Linked DNA regions of Homo sapiens: region 1 is linked to region 2. Evidence: chromatin contacts called from ENCODE Hi-C or POLR2A ChIA-PET data. All regions are on one chromosome and are shown on one strand. Each heading gives the region's core, a stretch centred on a gene start or an enhancer-like site at or near the end of the contact. The rest is flanking DNA. Distances are from core to core; before and after follow the strand shown.

Evidence for each region. A loop is a pair of places that touch in the nucleus more often than their neighbours do. ChIA-PET counts read pairs that join two places held with the same protein, here RNA polymerase II (POLR2A). Pooled maps may share reads with other maps.
Region 1: a map of astrocyte of the cerebellum shows a loop between it and region 2 (6-fold over the local background). The contact joins the promoter of CD300LG here to the promoter of FAM215A in region 2. A Hi-C loop is called at or near these places in 2 of 168 maps with a recorded cell type or tissue (astrocyte of the cerebellum and endothelial cell of hepatic sinusoid), 1 of 37 single-sample maps with no recorded cell type and 3 of 50 pooled maps. POLR2A ChIA-PET finds 5 or more read pairs at or near these places in 3 of 52 experiments (GM12878, HCT116 and activated CD4-positive, alpha-beta T cell).

Annotation. Positions count from the first base shown.
Region 1 is chr17:43,844,077-43,848,759 of GRCh38, reverse strand. It overlaps CD300LG (CD300 molecule like family member g), which reads right to left and starts at 1,584. Exons shown (of 7, transcript NM_145273.4): 1 at 1,501-1,584; 2 at 1-202. The coding sequence starts at 1,543. It overlaps LOC107984979 (a long non-coding RNA gene), which reads right to left. Exons shown (of 3, transcript XR_001753057.2): 3 at 2,285-2,496.
Region 2 is chr17:43,914,063-43,918,619 of GRCh38, reverse strand. FAM215A (family with sequence similarity 215 member A) reads right to left here and starts at 1,412. Exons shown (of 1, transcript NR_026770.1): 1 at 633-1,412. LOC105371787 (a long non-coding RNA gene) reads left to right here and starts at 1,396. Exons shown (of 2, transcript XR_001752898.2): 1 at 1,396-1,482; 2 at 3,850-4,188. RefSeq lists enhancers at 1-768, 769-1,590, 4,447-4,557.

The DNA of each region.
Region 1 (4,683 bases), core at 335-2,834, 70 kb after region 2:
CGGATGGACACCCTGCCCTTCATTGTCTCCTGGCCTTCTTCTTCTGCATAGATGGTGCCAGAGCAGCGAGAGAAGAGGATCCCACCCTTCCTGCACCAGTACTTCCGGTGGTCCCTCAGCTCTTCCCTGTAGGTGCACTGCAGGGACACAGTGTCCCCTTCGAACCCGCTGATTTCCTCTGGGCCCTCCAGGGCTTCATAACCTAAAATCAGAGCAGGAGTGGAGGTTGGAAAAACCAGGCTCCATGTACCAAGGTCAAGGCCAGAGCTTCCATTTTAGGAGGAAGAAGGAAGGCTTTTCTCAGTCATCCCTTCTGGGGACAGCCTTGGAAGAGCCATTACTAACCTCCCACGCTGGGGGAACTTGGGGCAGGGCTGTTGCTGTTTCCCTAACCCTGGCCCATTGAGGAATTGGGGTGCAGGGGTGGCGTTCTAGATTCAGATAGAATCTGACAGCCAGATAGCCAGCAGGGTTTCTGAGTGTTTTGTTTTGTTTTGTTTGTTTGTTTGTTTGTTTTTGAGATGGAGTCTCACTTTGCCGCCCAGGCTGGAGTGCAGTGGCCCGATGTCTGCTCACTGAAACTTCTGCCTCCCGGGTTCAGGTGATTCTCCTGCCTCAGCCTCCTGAGTACCTGGGACTACAGCCACGTGCTGCCATGCCCGGCTAATTTTTTGTATTTTTAGTAGAGACGGGGTTTCACCGTGTTAGCCAGGATGGTCTTGATCTCCTGACCTTGTGATCCGTCCGCCTCAGCCTCCCAAAGAGCTTGGATTACAGGCGTGAGCCACCGTGCCTGGTTTTGTTTTGTTTTTAGACAGGATCTCACTCTGTTGCCCAGGCTGGAGGGCAATGGTGCTCATGGCTCACTGTAGCCTTGACCTCTGGGGCTCAAGCGATCCTCCCACCTTAGCCTCCCACTAGCTAGGACTACAAGTGTGCACCACCATGCCTGGCTAATTTTGTTTGTTTGTTTGTTTGTTTGTTTGTAGAGATGGGGTCTCACTATTGCCAACTGAACAACTGACATCAGTTGTAGGATTTATCCTGATTTTAAGTGTTAGAAGGTAAAGAAAAAGAAAGCAAAAGAATTGATGAAACGTGATAATTCTTCATCTTTCAGGGTTGTGGGGAGAGGCATAGCCGAAATTCAACAAATATTTGCTGAGTTTAACAGGGCAACCAGATGGGGTGTCTTGTCCGCCTCCAGGCTTGGCACAGGGTAGAAAAATTAAGATTAGAGAGGCAAAGCAACTCTCACAGCCACATTGCCATGAGGGGAAACCCACAGGTCTGGAGAAAACCTGGCTCTAGGTTCCAGAAACAGCAAGTGCGGCCCCGGCGCCACCCCCACCTCCCCCCACCCCCAGCCCGCCCCGCTCCCCTAGGGCTGAGGAGGCTGAGGATAGGTGGGGTGGGGCTATCAGTCAGTCAAGAGGTCCTTTCCCTGCAGACCACAAGGGTGAGCCCCACATCCCTCCCGAGACCCTCTCCCCATCTCACCTGGGAGCAGCAGGCAACCCCATAGCAGGACCAGAAGCCGCATTCTGGGCGCTGGACACCGTGGGAGCAGACGCTGGGAACTGTGAGCTCCTCTTCAGTCACACGGGTCTTTAACTTTCTCTAGTCGCGTGAAACCAGGCCAAGGAAGCGAGGGGAGGGGCGTGTGGGTCATCCCTCCGCAGGCCCAGCCGGGGAGGCGCCTCTGCCTTCCCTTTTCTGAGCGCCCACGCGTGCCTACCCCAGGGCTCACCTTCCAGGACTGAAAACCCACACCAGAGTTTCTCCTAAACTCGTGCCCCTTCAAGGGGGCCTTAACCTGTGGTCCGTGCGCCCTAAGGGGTCTGTAAGTCGAATTCGCATGGGAAAAAGTTACATATTGACTTTCATCAACTTCTAATATTTAGCTTTTCCTCTTATTCAGAGTGTACTGTTAGCAGTACCTGCAACTTTGTTACCAATTACAATCACAGACACTGGCACATCAAGTTGTGGATATCTCGAAACGTCGTGTATACCCCTCACTGCTTGGAAAACAATGAGTTCCTAGACCTGCCCCTAGAGCTGGTTATTTACAATAATGAAACGGCTATTATTATATTACACATTTATAAAGAGTTTTAAGAATCATCTCACCAGTATTAGTTTTCTTTCCAGCATATATATTTTATTTATATATTTACCCGCCATTATACTGAGAGAGGGGTCCATAAACTTCACCAGACTGCCATGTGGTCAGTGGGACAGAAAGAAGCTTGCCCCTGGGGCAAGGCCCCTGGCCCCTCCTCCGCCCTTGCCTTTTGGAGGACGCAGTACTGCCCTTGGCCACGGGGCGGCGGTGCAGACGGGGCTGAGCAAAGCTGTAGGGCTGAGCTGGACCGGATTCCCTGGTGCCTTGGGCCTACAGCGCTGCAAGATAGGTCTCCTCCACGCCTGCGGAGTTGTTTTGGCATTTGAAAAAGTGAATTGGTGGTTTCTCCATCGCAGACTTGAATCCTCCTTGAAAGGACCAAAACAAACATGTACACTACTGGGAGCTCTGACACACTGGCTTCAAAAATGACTTTTTTTTTGGTTTGGTTGCAAAGTTCATACAGGTTGTAAGCAAAATTTTACACAATACAGAACGTAAAAAGGAAAGAAAGAAAAAAGGGAGTGCTTCTTGTAATTCCCCTTCTGCTTTAGAAAAGCACCATTAATATTTTGGCATATATCCTTCCAAATGTTCAGTTGGAATTTTACTGACTTGTCAGGTTAATATCTGAAGCATTAACTCAGTGGTTCTGGGAGGGAAGATTGTGTGTGTGTGAGTCTAGTAACGTGGGGAGAAGTGTTTTAATTTCACAATGACTGCGAAGCACTGCTGCCATTTAGTGGGCAGGGCCAGCTGTTCACGGTGGGGAAAACTGTTACCATGATCTCAGCCCCTGACTCTCTTTTACATGTACAGACTACAAAAGGTGATCTGTTTTTGCAGTTTTAAAAAAACACAGATTAAAAAATATTTATGGCCCAGCATGGTGGCTCACGCCTGTCATCCCAGCACTTTGGGAGGCTGAGGCGGGTGGATCACCTGAAGTCGGGAGTTTGAGACCAGCCTGACCAACATGGAGAAACCCAGTCTCTACTAAAAATATAAAATTAGCCAGGCATGGTGGTGTATGCCTGTAATCCCAGCTACTCAGGGAGGCTGAGGCAGGAGAATCGCTTGAACCCAGAAGGTGGAGGTTGTGGTGAGCTGAGATCACACCATTGCACTCCAGCCTAGGCAACAAGAGTGAAATTCTATCTAAAAAAAGAAAAAAAAGTATTTGTTTATTTACTTATTTTTGAGACAGGTCTCACTCTTGTTGCCCAAACTGGAGTGCAGTGGCGCCATCACAGCTCACTGCAGCCTCAAACTCCCAGGCTGAAGTGATCCTCCCACCTCAGCCTCCCAAGTAGCTGGCACTACAGGCGTGCACCACTGTTGCCTGGCTAATTTTTTATTTTTAGTAGAGACAGGGTCTTGTTATGTTGTCAGGCTTTTCTCAAACTCCTGGCTTCATGCGATCCTCCCACGTCGGCCTCCCAAAGTGCTGGGATTACAGGCACGAGCCACCATGCCCGGCCTTAAAGTAATACTTATTCTAGCATTTGATAGCATATCTTTGCTCTTCTATTTATTTATTTTTGTCCTTACACAGAATAATTTCTGATCCTCTACATTTCTTAAATTCAGACTTATTTATTATATGCAAGGACGAGCATCTGACACTTCATTATGCTTTCTAGTGTCATGGGACCTGAGCACTGACAGATTGAAATATGTGTTATTTGGTTATAAATTGCTTTCCTTTTATTTTTTCTCCCTAGTATAGCTCAGGCACTATAGTGTGATTTTAAAGAAGTAAGTGCTTGTGAAGGCATATTATTTATGATTGTCATTTTAGGAGAGTAAGCGAGGTGTTATTAAATGTTTATTTATATAAAGAGCATGTTGAGTGGATCCCTACCCTCTTCCTGCATATTTGAAGGTCCTTCCCCTCCATTTCCCAGCCCCACACCTAGCCCAGGAGGCTGGCTCAAGAACTCCATTAGAAACAGATTCACCAGACTGGGAAGTGGAGCAAGGGCTGGGGAGAAGGGTGAAAGTGAGGTGCTGGCATGAGCCTCGCACCTAGTTCCACCTTAGGCCACACTCTGGGGTAGATGGGGCCAACAGACAGACCTCCGTGGTGGGCTGGGGATCTGAGAAGAGAGGATATTTTTGTCCTGCTTCCCACCAGAAGCATGGGGAGGTGCCCCACCATCACTGCACCTGGGAGAGGCAATGAGGCACAAGGGCTCCTGGACAGGTCACTGGGCTCGTGACAGCCTCATCACATCCTCAGGAAGGCCTCTGTGTGCCCAAGAGGTACAGTGGCAGGGATGAGGGGACTGAGCTGCTTGGTCTTCGATGGCCACCCTGGTCCAATTCCTCTCGGTTTGGACTTGGACTAAATCACTTCAGCTGCTCCAAGAGGGTCACTTGCTCCTCTTAGATCAAGGTTTCCCCAACCTCAGTACTGTTGACATTTTAAGTTAGATAATTCTTTGTTGTGGGAGACTGTCCTGTGAATTATAGGATGTTTAGCAGCATCTCCAGCTGTACCCCCTAGATGCCAGTAGTCCCTTCCCAGTTGTGATAATCAAAAATGTCTCCAG
Region 2 (4,557 bases), core at 163-2,662:
CCACCACGCCCAGCCAGGAAATTCAGTTTCTGAAAATACACCTGTGGATCTCTAGCCTTGAACATCCTTGTGTGCTGCTTTAAATGGCTGATCCTCAATGCCTCCCTTCCAACTCACACACGCTCGCTCCCCTACATCAATCTCCCAGAAAAAGGAACCTATTTTATTCTTTTCTTTTCTTTTTTTTTTTTTTTTTTTTTTTTAGAGACAGGCCTCACCTTGTTGCCCAGGCTGGTTTTGAACTCCTGGCCTCAAGTGATCCTCCGGCCTTGGCCTCCCAAGTTACTGAGTTCACAGGCGCGAGCCACCACGACCAGTGAAGCCTATATTAAGCCCTTTTATGCTCACTCTGCGATACTGCAGAGAGGGCAGGGAGGAAGCAGAGGTGCCCTGGCATCTTCAGCTGGCGGTGAGCAGGGCGCTGAGGGTGGGAGAGGCCGGGCGCCTGGGGATGGGAGGCAGGACCGCACCTTCACAGGGATGCTGCCACCCTACCCCGGAGGTCAGGGCCTCTCGCCCAGCTCTGGCTCTGAGGTCCTGGAGGGAGGGAGATGCTGTTGCGACTCAGAAGATCAGGGGAGGGCCACCCCCATTCGAGAAAAGTGAAAATCCTGAGCCTGAAGCAGAAGTGGAGACGGTTGGAGCGGAGGCTTCAGAGGGTGGCGTTGGGAAGAGGGTCTGGCGCCGCCGTGTGGACTGTTCGGGCTCACGGGGCTGAAGGCTCCGAAGACCGAGACCTGTGAACCGTGGGGAGGCTCCATGCGGATGGGGGCCACAGCCCCCGCCGGAGCCCCCACACTAGCCCTGGACTTCTCCACCGGCTTACGACATGATAGCTCAATAAGCTCCTTATTTAACGCACTGTTGTATCAGGTCCCTGTCGCAGCCACTGGCCCTATAGCCTAATAAAGGAGCGGGTGCACGCATTGGATTGGTGAGCTACCGCCACAGCAACAAGTCCTAATCAACCATCCCAAACGGTGGCTGGAACAAGGTTCTCGCAGGCCTGTGCTTGGGCTTGAACGCTGGGCCGGCCGCTGCGCTCTGTGGCTCCCTGCAGACCTGCGGATCGGCCAGGGGGCTCCGATCCTTTTGGGCCGTGGCTGAAGAAGCAGCGGCTGCACCAGAGAAGTCCTTCTGGGTGAAGGTGGAAGCGCACAGGGACCGCGGAACCGCCCAAGGCGTCTTCCGGCGTAGGCTCAGAACTGGCAGGCTTTCGTTTCTGCTTCATTCCATGGCCAGAGCAAGCCACGTGGGCAAGCCCGAAACCAGGGGGCGGGAAAGTACCCTCCACCCACAAGGAAACCATGGCAAGCGGTGGTTGCAGGTAGGGCTGAGGAATTGGGGCCGATAGTTCTATCTATCCCGGTGAGTGAGGAGACCTGCTTTGGGGGTTGCACAGTCTGGGTCTGCCCTTGCAGTGGTATCTGTCTCTGTGAAGACTCCACCACGGGTCGCCATCAGGTCAGAGACCCTGACAAGGTAAGAATTTGCATTTTCCTCTGCACACAACCCTGTTCCCTTCCCCTCCGCATGCCTAACACAACACTCCCTTCCCCCCCATGCCTAACAGAGAGAAAGGAGAGAGACAGTTCTTGAGCCCGGTTCTTCCTGCTTGAGCTTGGTGTGTCAACCAAAAGAGTCAAACTCTGTAAAATATTTGAAGGGATTTATTTTGAGCCTACTATGCATGACCAATGGCCCATGACAGCCTTCAGCAGATCCTGAGAACATGTGCCCAAGGTGATCAGGCCACAACTTGGTTTTATGTGTTTCAGGGAGACATCGGACATCAATAATATATGCGACATGTACAGTGGTTTGATCTGGAAAGGCTGGACAACTGGAATGGGGTTGGGGAAGTGGACGACTTCCAGGTTATAAGTAGATCGAAAGATTTTCTGATTGGCAATTGGTGGAAAGAGTTAAATTACTGTCTAAAGACTTAAAATCAACAGAAAGGAATGTTTGGGTTAAGATAAGAGATTGTGGAGACCAAGGTTTTATCACGCAGGTGAAGCCTCCAGGTGGCAGGCTTCAGAGAGAATAGACTGTAAATGTTTCCTTTCAGACTTAAAGAGTCTGTTCTATCAGTAAGTCCAAAAGGAGGGATCGTATAATTAGGCATGACTGGGCTCCCCTTCCCATCATGGCCTGAACTAGTTTTCAGGTTAACTTTGGAATGCCCTTTGCTGAGTGGAGAGGAGGAGTCCATTCAGATGGTTGGGTGAGCTTAGAATTTTATGTTTGGGTTTCAGTTGGCATCCAGTATCCCTTCCCCCAAGTTTGGGGCCCCTCCCAAAGGAGATAGGCCTGGGTCTCTCCTCACATCCTTGGGGGTCTCAGAACTGCAGACTCAAACCTTTTGCCTCAAGGAATCCCTTTGATGATTTGCATAAACCCTTGGGAGGCTGCAGGGGGGCTGCTCTGGAGCTGAGACACAGCGAGTCAATCTCCCTCCATCCCCCTTTTGTCTTGTTCTCACCCTGAGGCTGCAGGCCTCAAGTTTTTTGGCTGGATTCTTCCCAAAGCAGGTTGGGGGTGCAGGTACTGTAATCACCTGATGGGTTCTTCCTGCCTACTGCACAGACAAAACCAATCCACTGAGACCATGGCATTGCAGTAAAGAAAGAGTAATTGACACAAGGCCGGGCACACAGGAAATAGTTATTACTCAAATCGGTCTCCCCCAAAACTTGAAGATTAGTTTTTCAAAGATAGTTTGGTGGGCAGGGTCTAGGGTAGGGTAGAGGTGCTGCTGATTGGTTGGGCATGCAGATATAGGGGTATGGAAAATGGTCCTTGAATGCTGAGTCTGCTTCTGGTTGGCAGCCACAGGACTGGTTGAGTCACGAGTCTCGATGGAGCCAGAAATGCATAAAGAAACATCTTTCCTTATGCAGATGTTGATCAGCTGTGCTTACACATTCCTTTGTAAGGACAGGACAGTCTCCCCTAAGTTAGGGGACAAAAGTGACTCCTACTGATGGCATTAGCTCTGCCCCTACTCTCAGATGCAATGCCAGGGACTGTGAGGACTAGAGACCCTGGAGCTGCTGGCTGGGTGTGGTCGGGGGCCAGTTATCAGCCTCTCTGAACTCCATGTCCTTAGTACTAAACAGAAGCCCCTTTTGCAGGGTGGGCACTGGGAAGCACTGTTGGGGCCATCCTTTGTTGGTGGCCTCTTCTCTTCCATCTCCTCTGGGTTTTCACGGCTTTTTCAGGAGCAGGCCTTGCCACCCTGAGTGCCCTCCATGACCACAGCTACCTTCTGAGGAAAGAGGCCTCGGGGGTCCTCTCTGCATGTAGTTGCCGGGCAGGCCTCGCCTGGCTGTATATGGGAATCACCTGGGGAACGTTACAAACCACTATTGTGTTGCCCTGCCTCCCAGAGATTCTGCACCTTGTATTAACTGAGCACCTAGAGCCAGGTGTGGTGATGCACACCTGTAGTCCCAGCTACTCAGGAAGCTGAGGTGGGAGGATTCCCTGAGACCAGGAGTTCAAGATTAAGCCTGGGGAAACTACTGAGACCCCCATCTCAAAATTAATTAATTAAAAAATACTGAGCACCTACTCAATGGCCAGCACTGAACTAGGTGCTGGAGTTACAGTGATCACTAAGATATAATTGTTGTCCTCGAAGAACTTCAGTCAGGTGGGAATAGATATTTATTGAATGGAATAATATTTCAAGAAATATCTACCAAGAGGCCACTTCTTGGAAATCCCTGTTGGAAAGATTTTTATCTTTTTTATGAGCAGAGTGCAAAGTTGTCTCTTTAGATGGATGAATTTTGAAGGGAAGTTAGTAATCTAGTTCCTATCCCCCAACCTCCCATTTTACAGACGCAAAAACCAAGGCCAAACAGCTGAGTTTTCTGCCCTGGAGGAGGAAAGTGGTCTCTGAAAGCCAGAAGACTCTCACATTACATAATTCCTGCCAGCTGCTGTCAAGAGCTGCTAAGCTGTCCTCAAGTCCTGTGTCTGATGTCAAGCTAATAACAGATTTAGGGTGCATTAGTAAAGGTATCTTAATCAAGTCTAGATGCCTTCGAGATTAGACTCAGCCATGATGAGCAGCTAAGGATTAGCAAGAAAGATTACAAATTGTTTCCAGGAATTTATTTCTTTCAACACTGATTATATGTATAGTCTTAAGTCAAATTAAAATGTTGTTTATGTTCAGCTGTTTTTGTGAGTTATCACAGTTTTGTCAATTGAAAAATAATTGATGGAAAACTAAGTCAATCTCTTTACTAAGCTTTTTACTAAGCTTACCCGCTAAGCGTGGCTTCCACCACTCGCTTTCTGTGTGATCCTGGGCAAGTCATTGAACTCTTCTGACCTTCAGCTGCTTCATCTATAAAATGAAGGTAATGATAGTACCTGCAAAGCGAGGTGCAGCATCTGCAGTGGAGCCTGAGGCCAACTGCCTGGGGTCAAGCCCCAGCTCTACACTGACCCATGTGATGCCTTTGGACAAATTACTTGACCTCTTTGCTTGTTTCTTTATCTGAGGTCTGCTGCCAAGAACCTGCAGATTCCCAGTCTGCC